Regions from separate parts of the Homo sapiens genome. Here region 1 is linked to region 2. A link is a contact called in ENCODE Hi-C or POLR2A ChIA-PET data. All regions are on one chromosome and are shown on one strand. The core of a region is the stretch at or near the end of the contact, and the rest is flanking DNA. Distances in the headings are between cores, read along the strand shown.

Region 1 (5,725 bases), core at 2,604-5,103, 200 kb before region 2:
AAAGTGCTGGGATTACAGGCGTGAGTGAGCCACTGCACCCGGCCAAATTCAGCCTCTCTTTAGATACTTCTGTCTTAGCTCCTTACTCAACACCTTTTTGGCTTCAGTTCAAAATTGCTCTCCGAGAGGACTAAATAACCTTGATGCTCATTGTCACCTCTTTACTGCCCTTAGTCATTGATTGGCATGTTTTTGTCTATCCAGGTCCTGGTGCAAAGTGCCCTGCTAAGTTCTCCTGAGCTTAACATCTTCTTTCTATTAATACATCCTAAATTCTTGACACTTTTATCTTCTCTCTTACTTTCTATATTTATTACGTTTGAAATAAATACACACAAAATAATACATCAATCAACTTCATCCCTGTAACTCTTGCATATATGCATGTGTGTAGTTTTAACAAATGATAATACAAACACTTGTGTGTACACCATCAAGTTTAAGAAATAGAATACTGTTGATGTTGTTGAAGCCATTATAGGCTCCTCCTGATTGCACCTGCCTCCCTTCCAAATATTTATTATTCCATTGCTTTTCTTTATAATTTTACTATTTATGCATATGCCCCTAAGAGATGTTTAGTTTTGCTTTTGTTGAGGTTTAAAAACATGGCACCATATATATATATATATAGCTTTTTGTGACTTGCTTTTCCTGCTTACTATTTTGTTAAATTATTGCTTATCAATACATGTTACTTAATTAGTTTTCATTGCAGTAAGGAATTCCATTATATGACTATTTCACAACTTATTCATACTTTCTACTTTTGACTGATAGATATTTGGGTATTCTCAGTTATTTGTTTTTACAGAAATTGCTGTTATGAACATGTTTATTCATGTCTCCTGGCTTATTCATTAAATATTTTCTCCAGAGTATAAAAGAATAAATTTATTTTTACATTATAGGCTATAAGTATTTTCAACATTATACCTCAACATTATTAGGTAATGTAAAACTGTTTCCTGAAGTCACTGTACCATTTATATTCCCATTACTCCACAATCTCTCCAAAACTTGGATTTATCCAACTGTTTTTTGTTTTTGTTTTTTGCTAATTTGGGTGTGTGAAATTTTATCTCATTCATAATATTAATATGCATTTCCCTAGTTATTAATGCAGTTGAACATTTTTACATTCAGACAGGCCATTCCTGTTTCCTCTTTTAATATATGAACATGCATATTCATGCATTTTGCCTACTTCTAAGAAATTGAATGGTCTGTCTTTCTGTTGTTTATTTATATGAGTTCTTTTTATATTCTAGATTCTAGGCTTTTTGTTCATAATGTATTGTAAATATTGTCTATGAATTTGTGACTTTTTTACTTTTTTGGGGTTTCCTTTTGATGTTCAAAAGTTCCTAATTTTAATATAGTCAAATTTCTTTACTTTTCTTCATAATTAGCATTTTAAAAATTTTGTTTAAGAAATCCTTCTCTGCCTTGGGTTCACGAATTATTCTGCTAGTTCTTTCTAAAACTGTAAAATTTTTCTCTAGAGCTATATGGATTTTGTATGACTGTGTAGTATGAGATATAATCTTCTTTTTCTTATGAATAGGCAAATGGACCACTACTATTTATTGAACAGTCTAATCTTTCCTCACTAATCTGTAACAAAAGCTCTGTTATATATCAGGTTTCCATATTTGGCTGAGTTTATTTGGGGCTCTGTATTTCATTCCACTGGGCTATGTGTTTATATCTGTACCAATAGCATATTTACTTATTAGATTAATTTTATATTAAGGAAAGATTTCTGGTGTGGTGAGTCCTTTCAATATAATTCTTTAAGAATATCTTGGCTACAACAAGCTTCACAAAATGAGTTGGGCAGTTTTCCTCTTTTTCTCTTATTTGAAAAAGTTTTGTGTAAGATTGAAATTACCTGTTTCTTAAATATTTGATCTAATTTATCTGAAAATGTCTTTACCAGGTGCTCTATTTGTGAGAAGATTTAATTGGATTGAATTCCTTTAATAATAAAAAGTTCTTCAAGATTTTTATGTCTTCTGTCATTTGGTTAAGTTACATTTTTCTAATAATGTGTGCAGCTCACCTAATTCCTCAAATTTATTGGCACAGAGGCTTTAATGATAGTCTCTTGCTATCTTTTTAAACGGAGTTCCTTCTCCAGTTGTGTCCTCTTTTGTATTCATAATATTATTCATCTGTGCCTCCTTTTTTTCCCTTTAATCTTACCAAAAGTGGATCAATTTTATTAGACTTTTAGAAGATACATTTTTGGCTTTTTTGATCCTCTCTATTGGATCTTTGATTTTTCTTTTATTAACGCATCACCATTCCTTCAATGGTACATTTCTTTCTGATATTGCTCTAATCCTTTAGCAAATAACTTCATAAATGAGTTCACAGTTTGCTGAAGGAACAGGTGACAGGTTAAGGAATTTCACACCATTCCCTCCCTGACTTTAGCAGAGATTGGCTATTGCCCAGTTGGGCAGAAAGTAGCTTTGGGTTCGACAGGGTGGTATATGGTATTAGGAATATCCATAACATCAGAGTCTGAAGAGGATACACATATGCCTTTGACAGCCCTAATCACATTACCATACATTTGATACTAAGATTTTCTTACTTGCTTGTTTAAACTACATACTGGTGAATTTCCAAAAATGCAATTTTTACCTATATGAGAGAGATAACAATTTCCCACCGATTAAATATTTTGACAGGGTGAGCGATTAATAAGGGAAGACAAGGAGATAGAATTGCTGAGGATGGAATGAATTCTTGAAATGAATACACTTGACTATGAGATAAAATGAAAAAATAAAAAGAGGAAGAAATATTGGCAATTATTTTTCATTCACATAATAACTTACAGTTTTCTTTTTCAGACATCTGAATAAGCAAAACCTCATTTGATTCTCTAATAGCCCCACTATCAGTGAGTTGGGTAAAGCAAGTATTCTAGAGAATATAGAAGGAGAAGCAAGTACCTGGGGGTGGTTTCCTTAGGAAAGGAAGTCATCTGCTTGACTGAAGACAGCCTTAATAATGAAACAACTGATAAATTTTTAAAACATTTTGTCGAATTGCTGTGATGCATAGAGTACCTTGAATAGATTTTGAGATGAACTTGATTAACAGGCAACTTGTTTCAATTGACATAACCTTCCTGAGAGTCATCGTTATTCCTTACACTGATTTCCTCTTCAGAATCTAAGATATAATATACATCTTTAATTTATCTCATCACTCTAGTGAGGCACCTTCCAGCATATGCTTTTGAATTTGTTAACTGAAGGCATATCTTGAGTTTGTAATCCATGAAAGCTGGTATTAAAGACAAAATAAATATACTTCAGGAAAGATAACATTTTTCACAACAGATGTGAGAGCAAAGAAACTGCTGACATGTTTATTAGCAATGGATAAACTGAATGTTTCAGTTTGGCCCAGCACCCAGAAAATGCAGATGTGTATCCAGATGCAAACCTCTAGAGTCTGCAAAATAAAATTTGTATTGGACATTTTACAAGATCTTTGGCACTTCCTGCTTGACAAGAAGTACCCCTGAGGGCCACCTATCTCATGATATTTAGGCAGTTTTTCCCCTACTCTTGTAAGAGCCAAGAATTGCAGAGGGCAGAGGGCACAGTACAAAAAAAAAAAAAAGAAAAAGAAAAGAAAGAAAGCAACAAAGAAAGGAAGAAAGAGGAGGAGAAAAAAATAGAAATGAGAAGTTTACTGAACTTTTTTGACCTTCAAGTTAGGATTTTTAAAAAGTGGGTCTGGAATATGAGATGACTCAGTCATCTTTCTTCACCCTAGGTTATTTTTACTAGTTGTGAACACACCAAGCATTCCTTAGCTCTTGCGAACATTTATTTGAATGCGTAAGGTCTCAGTTTAATTCCTGTCTTTTCCCTGGTGGGAAAGTACTTGACTAAAGTCTTAGCTAATTTCAGAATGCAGTGATTTTTTTTTAATGTATGGACAAATCCTAACCAAAAAGTAAGGCTCCATATAGGAATCTATGCTTTTAACAATATCTATTTAGGATAGAAAATACATTAGAGAGTGTCCAAAAACTAAATAATTTGGTATTGTGCCTACTCTAGGGGGATGTATGGCTGAGTTAATTAAATTATTGATTAAAGAATCTTCCTTACAACTCATTTTCAACAAAGAAGGAGCCAAGAACATACAATGATGAAAGAACAGCCTCTTAAATAAATGATGCTGGGAAAACTGTATATCCATATGCAGAAGAATAAAACTAGGACCCTATCTCTCACGATATACAAAAGTCAAATAAAAAGGAATTAAATATTTAAATCTAAGACCTAACACTATGAAACCACTAGAAGAAAATGTTGGGAAAATGCTCCAGGACATTGGTCTGAGCAAAGATTTTTTGTGTAAGACCTCAAAAGCACAGGCAACAAAAGCAAAAATAGGCAAATGAGATTATATCAAGCTAAAACACTTCTGCACATCAAAGGAAACAATCAGCAAAATGAAGAGAACCACAGAATGGAAGAAAATATTTGCAGACTATCCATCTGTCAAGGGATTCAAAACCAGAATATATAAGGAGCTAAAACAACTCAATAGCACAAAAACAAATAATCCGATTTAAAAATGGGCAAAATATGTGAATAGACATTTCTCAAATGAAGACATATAAATGACCAACAGGTATATGAAAAATGCTCAACATCACTAATCATCAGGGAAATGCAATCAAAGCTACAATGAGATATTATCTCACCCCAGTTAGAATGGCTTTTATCAAAAGACAGAATAACAGATACCGGCAACAATGTAAAGAAAGGGGAACCCTCCCACTGTTGTTGGGAATGTACATGAGTGCAGCCACTGTGGAGAACAGTATGGAGGTTTCTCAGAAAACTAAAAATAGAACTACCATATGATCCAGGAATTCCACTATTGCGTATATCTCCAAAAGAAAGAAAATCAATATATCAAAGAGATATCTGCACTTCTGTGTTTATTGCAGCACTATTCACCATAGCCAAAATATGGAATCAAACTATGTGGTCGTCAATGGGTGAATGGATAAAGAAAATGTGAGATGTATATAGATGTGGTATACAATGTGATCTATCTATCTATCTACAATGAAATATTATTCAGCCATAAAAAAAGAAATTCTGTAATTTGCAGCAAGATGGATGGAACTGGAAGTCATTATGTTAAGTGAAACGAGCCAAGCACACAAAGACAAATATCACATGTTCTCACTCATCTGTGTGACTTATAAAAGTGGATCTCATAAAAATAGAGAGTAGATTGATGGTTATCAGAGGCCAGGAAGGGTAGTGAGGAGGGGGTATGAAAAGAGATTGGTTAATGAGTATAAACATGCACCCAGAAGAAATAGGATCTTGTGTTCAGTACAACAGTAGGGTGACTATAGTTAACATTAATTGATTATACATTTCAAAGAGATCGAAGAGAATAATTAGAATATCTTAGCATAAAGAAAATATAAATATTTAGGGTGATAAATATCCCAATTACCCTGATTTGATTATATGAATATGTCAAATTATCATATGTGCCCCCAAAATATGTATATGTAATACATATCAATAAAACGAGAATCTGACTTTTCATCAGTTAGTTTTTAAAAAATTAACAACAGTAATAGATATAATTTATTCAACCACATAAGCCAAGTACTGTGCCAATTGCTTTACATGCCGATAGTAACAATTGCTAACAT
Region 2 (5,397 bases), core at 1,245-3,744:
TTTACCATTACAATGAACATTCCAATGAGCATGCGTTTGCGCACTGGGACAGCTGCAGAAAATCATATACTGCGGCCGGGCGCGGTAGCTCACGCCTGTAATCCCAGCACTTTGGGAGGCTGAGGCGGGCAGATCACGAGGTCAGGAGATCGAGACCATCCTGGCTAACACGGTGAAACACCGTCTCCACTAAAAATACAAAAAAAAAAAAAAAAAAAAAAAAAATCAGCTGGGCGTGGTGGCGGGCGCCTGTAGTCCCAGCTACTCGGGAGGCTGAGGCAGGAGGATTGCTTGAACCCGGGAGGCGGAGCTTGCAGTGAGCCAAGATCGCGCCACTGCACTCCAGCCTGGGCAACAGAGCGAGACTCCATCTCAAAAAAAAAGAAAAGAAAAGAAAAGAAAATCATATACTGCAACCTATTTAGAAGCCTGATGTGAACATGGTTTTAACTGTCTTCTGCCTTGAATCTTCTTTTCTGTTTCTCCAGGCCAGAGGAATTGGGAGAAGGATCGTCAATCCATGACGTGGCTTGTTTTAATAACTTCATCTCTTTACTAGTCAGTGATGCTTAAGAGATGCTGATATCAGGAATGGGATGACACAATTAGGAAAAACAATACACTTCTAATGTATTTCTGATCATAATTATGTCCTCAAGACAAAATTTCCATAAAGGAAGAAATTAAGAGCAGAGACAGTGAGAAAGCATATCCTTTGTCCAAGGGGTGAGCCAGAAGACATATCCCATTAGGAAAATAATGAACCAGAAATAAAAAAGCATTAATACAAAAGAATCTAGAAAAAGCTTGGAAGGGCTCTGGAATTCTACAGGCTGTGGCAGTCATTTGCCTTGCCAAAAACCCGCCCAGCTGTTCTTTAAAAAAGAAACAATAAAAGCCCACAGGGACCAAAAACATTGGCTAATAATTTTTGAATCCATCTCCAAAATTTATTCATCTCTGCCAAGGTCAGGTTTGGTCACCGCATGACTGGAGGTCTGGGCATGCTATTCCCAGTTTTATTTTTACAGTAGTTATGGAGCCCTTTATATTTTCAAGGGCCCTCCTGTCACTTATTACCCACCCATCCAGACCACCCACTCACACTCCCACACACAATATGTCCAGACACACCCACAAATACCCAGATTCTTTCAACCTTATGGTGGTTCAGGCTATAGGAATACTGTTTGCTCCAAAGGACTTTGCTTTACATACTTGGAATTTTCCAAAATAAATCTGTTTCCCTCTCTGGGGACCAATCTGTGGATGTTACCACTAGGCAAACATTTATGGAGCACCTACTGTGTGTAAGGCACAGATGAATGTGTGGGCTAAAAGAAACTCACCAGGAGGCAGAGAAGTCCAAGAGTTCCACTCTGCTGAGGAGGCATGTGTGTGTGTGTGTGTGACAGAGAGACTGTGTGTGTGTGTGAGAGTGTGTGAGAAAGTGTGTGTGTGTGTGTGTGCACGCTTTGGGGTGTATATCTGAATCAAGAAAAATTTTCTTCCTGCCACCCACGTTTCCCCTTTCCACCTTCCTTTCTCTTGTCTCCTTGGTTCATTTTTTTCTCTCTAGTTCTTCATCTTGTGTAAGTATATGTCTCTATTGTTTCCATCCCTCCCCTGTCTTTTTTTCTGCTAAGACAAAACCACCCTAGAATCTCTGTCTGATATGGAGGCTATCACTGTGCTTTTCTCACTTCCTTAAAAACCTTCATGAGAGTAGTTGCTGTGGCCATACAAGTCCTACAAACATAAAAGGAGGGAAAAATGCTTGTCCCAACTCATAAAAACTGGCTCTGAGGACACTACATTCCTCCACATCCTACACATTGGTATCTGCCTATCGGAAAGACCAGGAAGGAGGTGCTCCCGCTGCTGCTGTGCGGTGCAGAACGCTGACTGCAGTGTGGACTCGCAGCCTTCCCAAACCTCCCTGAGCCCTGACCCCTTAAGATAATTTATGAGGTGTCAGGATATTCTGACCACAAGGTCGGAATAGAATGGTTTTTACACGTCAGCTGCCATGAAAGAGAAACAATTTAATTCTGTTTCACTCTGGCACTGTCTGTTTTCACAATGAACAGGGGATTTGGGTCGCCTTGAGATTATTTGTCTAAGCACAGACCAAGACTGCTGCTAAGACTTGAGATGTCTGATTTCCACTCTGGCTTCCTTCTCCTTTCTTCCCAGATAGAGAGGGAGGCACTTGCCTTTCCTATTGTACCAAAATGGGACCGGAGTCCATTTCACCCAAGCAACTGCTGTGTGCTGGTGAATAAAGTAGATTTCTTATGTCACTTCCATCAAAGAGTGGTTTGAGTAAGGAAGGGGTATGAGAGAGTCCTCTCCTAAATTCAGCAGGCCCCGTGGTCTCGGCCAAATCGTGGTCTTGAGTCTGAAGCAGTGTTTCCCTTGGCTTGGAAGCTCAGCCTCCTGGCTCCTCTTGAAGCTACAGAACCATAGACATTCCGCTGAGTAGCCTGAAGCCCTGCCTGCCAGGAAAACCCAATGTCTCCTTGGAGAAATCTCAGAGTAGGAGTGCAGCTTCACCCAGCAGCCAAGAAGACAATCTCAAGGCAAGTCGGCTTTCCCAGGACCTCCCCCGACAACCCTCTCCTCTAAGCCAGACTGGGAAGGTCATCTGAGAATCACAATTTGACATATGATTTCACTATAAAACACTCACCCAGGAAGCTCACATAATAGGAAGGGGTCCCTGGATTCCTGAGCCTAGAAGCAACAGGACTTTTGGGATGGTTCATGTGGTCTTCTTTGCTAAACTCATCTTCTGGGATCTGGCCACATGTCAGGCACTAGAAATATGTTTTATCAATATTTTAAAATGTAAATGGAATGAAGTAAATCTCTACACAGATAGGTAATCATCTTTAAGAAATATTAAGTGAAAAAGAAAGGGTACGACACAGAATAATATGGTGCCATGTGTATAAAAAGAGGCAGCTAGATAGTAAAATATACTTAATTAGACATAACTTAGGAAAACAGAAAGAGCTTGTTTGAGAGTCTGTCTTTAGAAAAGAGAACTAGAAGCCTGGGGGGATAGGAATTCAAATGATTTTCTTCTCACTACATTTTGGGGGGTATTTTTCGAACTTTTTTTTAACCAAAAACTCATGCTACAATTTTCAATTTAATTAATAAAGTAAAACCCCAGATAAGGTAAAGGGAAAGGAGGAGTAAGATGGAAAGCAAATAATTTTAGCTTAATGCCAGGCCAGCCAATTCTCAAAAAACCTCTCCCCTCAATTAAAGCAACAAATTCTTGGTGGGAAGGGTAAATAAGCTATTTTGTAAATGACCTCTTTGAGTTCCCTTAATAGTAGTACTTAAGTGCTTTTGGAAGAATTCCTTACTTTCATGTGGGTGAGAAGATTACTCCCCCCACAAAAAAAAATCAGTCAATGGGATAGCGGCTCCTATAATTTAATATCCAATAAGCCTCAGTTTCAAACAAAGTGCTGAGTCAAACTGGTTTGCTTGCCCTTCTGCTCTAGTCAGAGTTTCTAAAGTTTCTTCTCTCTACTATTGTCCCAGTTATAATTATCTTTCCCATTTCCAGACAATGTTATTTATCCAAGCCAGGGAGATGTATAGGAAAGAGCATTGACTCCTAGGTAAAATAGCATATGGTACTACTCTGTCTCTGTATTAACATGGAAAATCATTTCATCTCTCTGGGCTTCAGTTTCCTCATCTGTAAAGAGAAAGATTTGAATGAGATACATTACCTTAAAATGCCTTAAATATTATAAGTCTCTAATTCTATGAAAATACAGTTATTAGGCTGCATGCAGATGGAGAATGGAACATTCTGCAGGCTTGTCATGGAGTTCCACAGTTCCATCTGACCATTAGGCAGACGCATATATGAAAATACCTTCTGAATTAATAATTATGAATAATTGGGCTGCTGTCCCAAAGATAAGACTTCACCACTAGACCACAAAAACAAGATTCTGAAAGTCCATTCTGCCTTGCCATATGACAAACAGAAGAAACTACTACATTATAAGAACTACTACATTCAGAGGTATCCTGATATTGCCCCAAGACCTTGGAATGGATGGCCCACTGCTCCATTCATTATCTGAGAGGCAGAGCTTGCCACTGAGTGATACATCCCTGCTTAGACAAGAAATGCCACCAAAATGAAGGTCCCTCTTCCCATTCTCCATCCCATTTCAGGTGTCTGGAATATCAGAAGGTATTTCTTCTATGTCAGTGAAAGACAATGTACTCTGGTAGAGCAGCCTAGTAGTGCTATTATGGTCCAGGTGCACCAGAAAGCCCAGTGACATGGTGAGAAAGAGAAAAAAAGAACTGCCAGGACAGTAGTGCCCATTAACCCATGCTATTCTCAGAGGCGATGACCTAAGAACTCAGTGGGTAAGCAGCCAACCTGAAACATGTCTGATTATTATTTTGCAAATTTCTTCCCCTCCAACATGTTTCCATTCAAAATATAACTGATTCTCATTTCTTTCCCCAAACATTGCAATTTATCATTGCCATGTGTGTCCTTTTCTCCTCAACCTTATAACACAGTCTTGATTGGTCTTCTTTATTAGCTATATTTTTACCATTTATAACCTTGCCATGGCTTCAGTATTCTAAGACGCTAGGTAAAACACAGACACTAGACAGATAATATAGTCCAGGGGTTAAGAACATGAACTGTGGAGCTAGAATATCCAGGTTGAATTCCAGCTCTGGCCTTGACAATATGGCAGCTAGAGTAGATCACTGGTGACCAGTAGCTTTGAACCTGCGGCTCATGAGCCTGTATGTCCCCAACCAAGAGCTGTTGGACCAGGCTCTGCTCTGTCACAAGAAGGTTGTTGATCATTTAGAGAATTCAAACGATGAAAGGCTCCTTGATAAAATATCCAGAAATGAGCTAGATTGGTGAAGGCTCTAGTTGGTAGTAATTTAATGAAATTGTTTCAAGTGAATGAAAAGGAAAAACTTATGGCTTCCAGGTTTTAAATACTTGGCTGTGGTTCTGAAATTGATCCAAGTTTATTAACCATTGAATAGGTTAAGGAAAAGTGGTTGAAGAAGCCATGACCATCAAAAGCAGAGATATTGAAAAGGAACTATGCCTTTCTCCCATGAAGCTGCACTGCTCCATGCTAACTGAAGATGCAATCACAGTGGCCCTAATAGACTGCAAACTGAAAAAGAATTCTAAGAAAGGAGAGGCAGAGAAGAAATGAGCCAATAGATAAAATTCCATTGGATAAAGTCAGTTGTTTACCTACTCTCAGTGTAATCACCTTAGATGTTAAAAAGTCTCTTATGCTATCATTAAAGAGCTATGGATATGCACAATATTTTGCTGTTCAAATTGTTGCTCTAATACAACTTAAT

Evidence for each region. Hi-C counts contacts between places; a loop is a spot of excess contacts on that map. ChIA-PET counts read pairs that join two places held with the same protein, here RNA polymerase II (POLR2A). Pooled maps may share reads with other maps.
Region 1: a map of cardiac septum shows a loop between it and region 2 (4-fold over the local background). The contact joins two enhancer-like sites. A Hi-C loop is called at or near these places in 4 of 168 maps with a recorded cell type or tissue (Right ventricle myocardium inferior, cardiac septum, esophagus muscularis mucosa and 1 more) and 3 of 50 pooled maps. POLR2A ChIA-PET finds 5 or more read pairs at or near these places in 2 of 52 experiments (BJ and GM12878).

Annotation. Positions count from the first base shown.
Region 1 is chr1:170,408,724-170,414,448 of GRCh38, reverse strand. No RefSeq gene overlaps it. Among named protein-coding and RNA genes, the nearest start is that of GORAB, 120 kb to the left of the region's middle. Within about 2 kb of position 3,853, at least 3 of the 41 ENCODE cell types and tissues checked have a DNase peak (open chromatin) inside an H3K27ac peak, as active enhancers do.
Region 2 is chr1:170,210,853-170,216,249 of GRCh38, reverse strand. The region is part of intron 1 of LINC01681 (long intergenic non-protein coding RNA 1681); the gene reads right to left. It also overlaps the pseudogene ISCUP1. Among named protein-coding and RNA genes, the nearest start is that of LINC01681, 39 kb to the right of the region's middle. Within about 2 kb of position 2,494, at least 5 of the 41 ENCODE cell types and tissues checked have a DNase peak (open chromatin) inside an H3K27ac peak, as active enhancers do.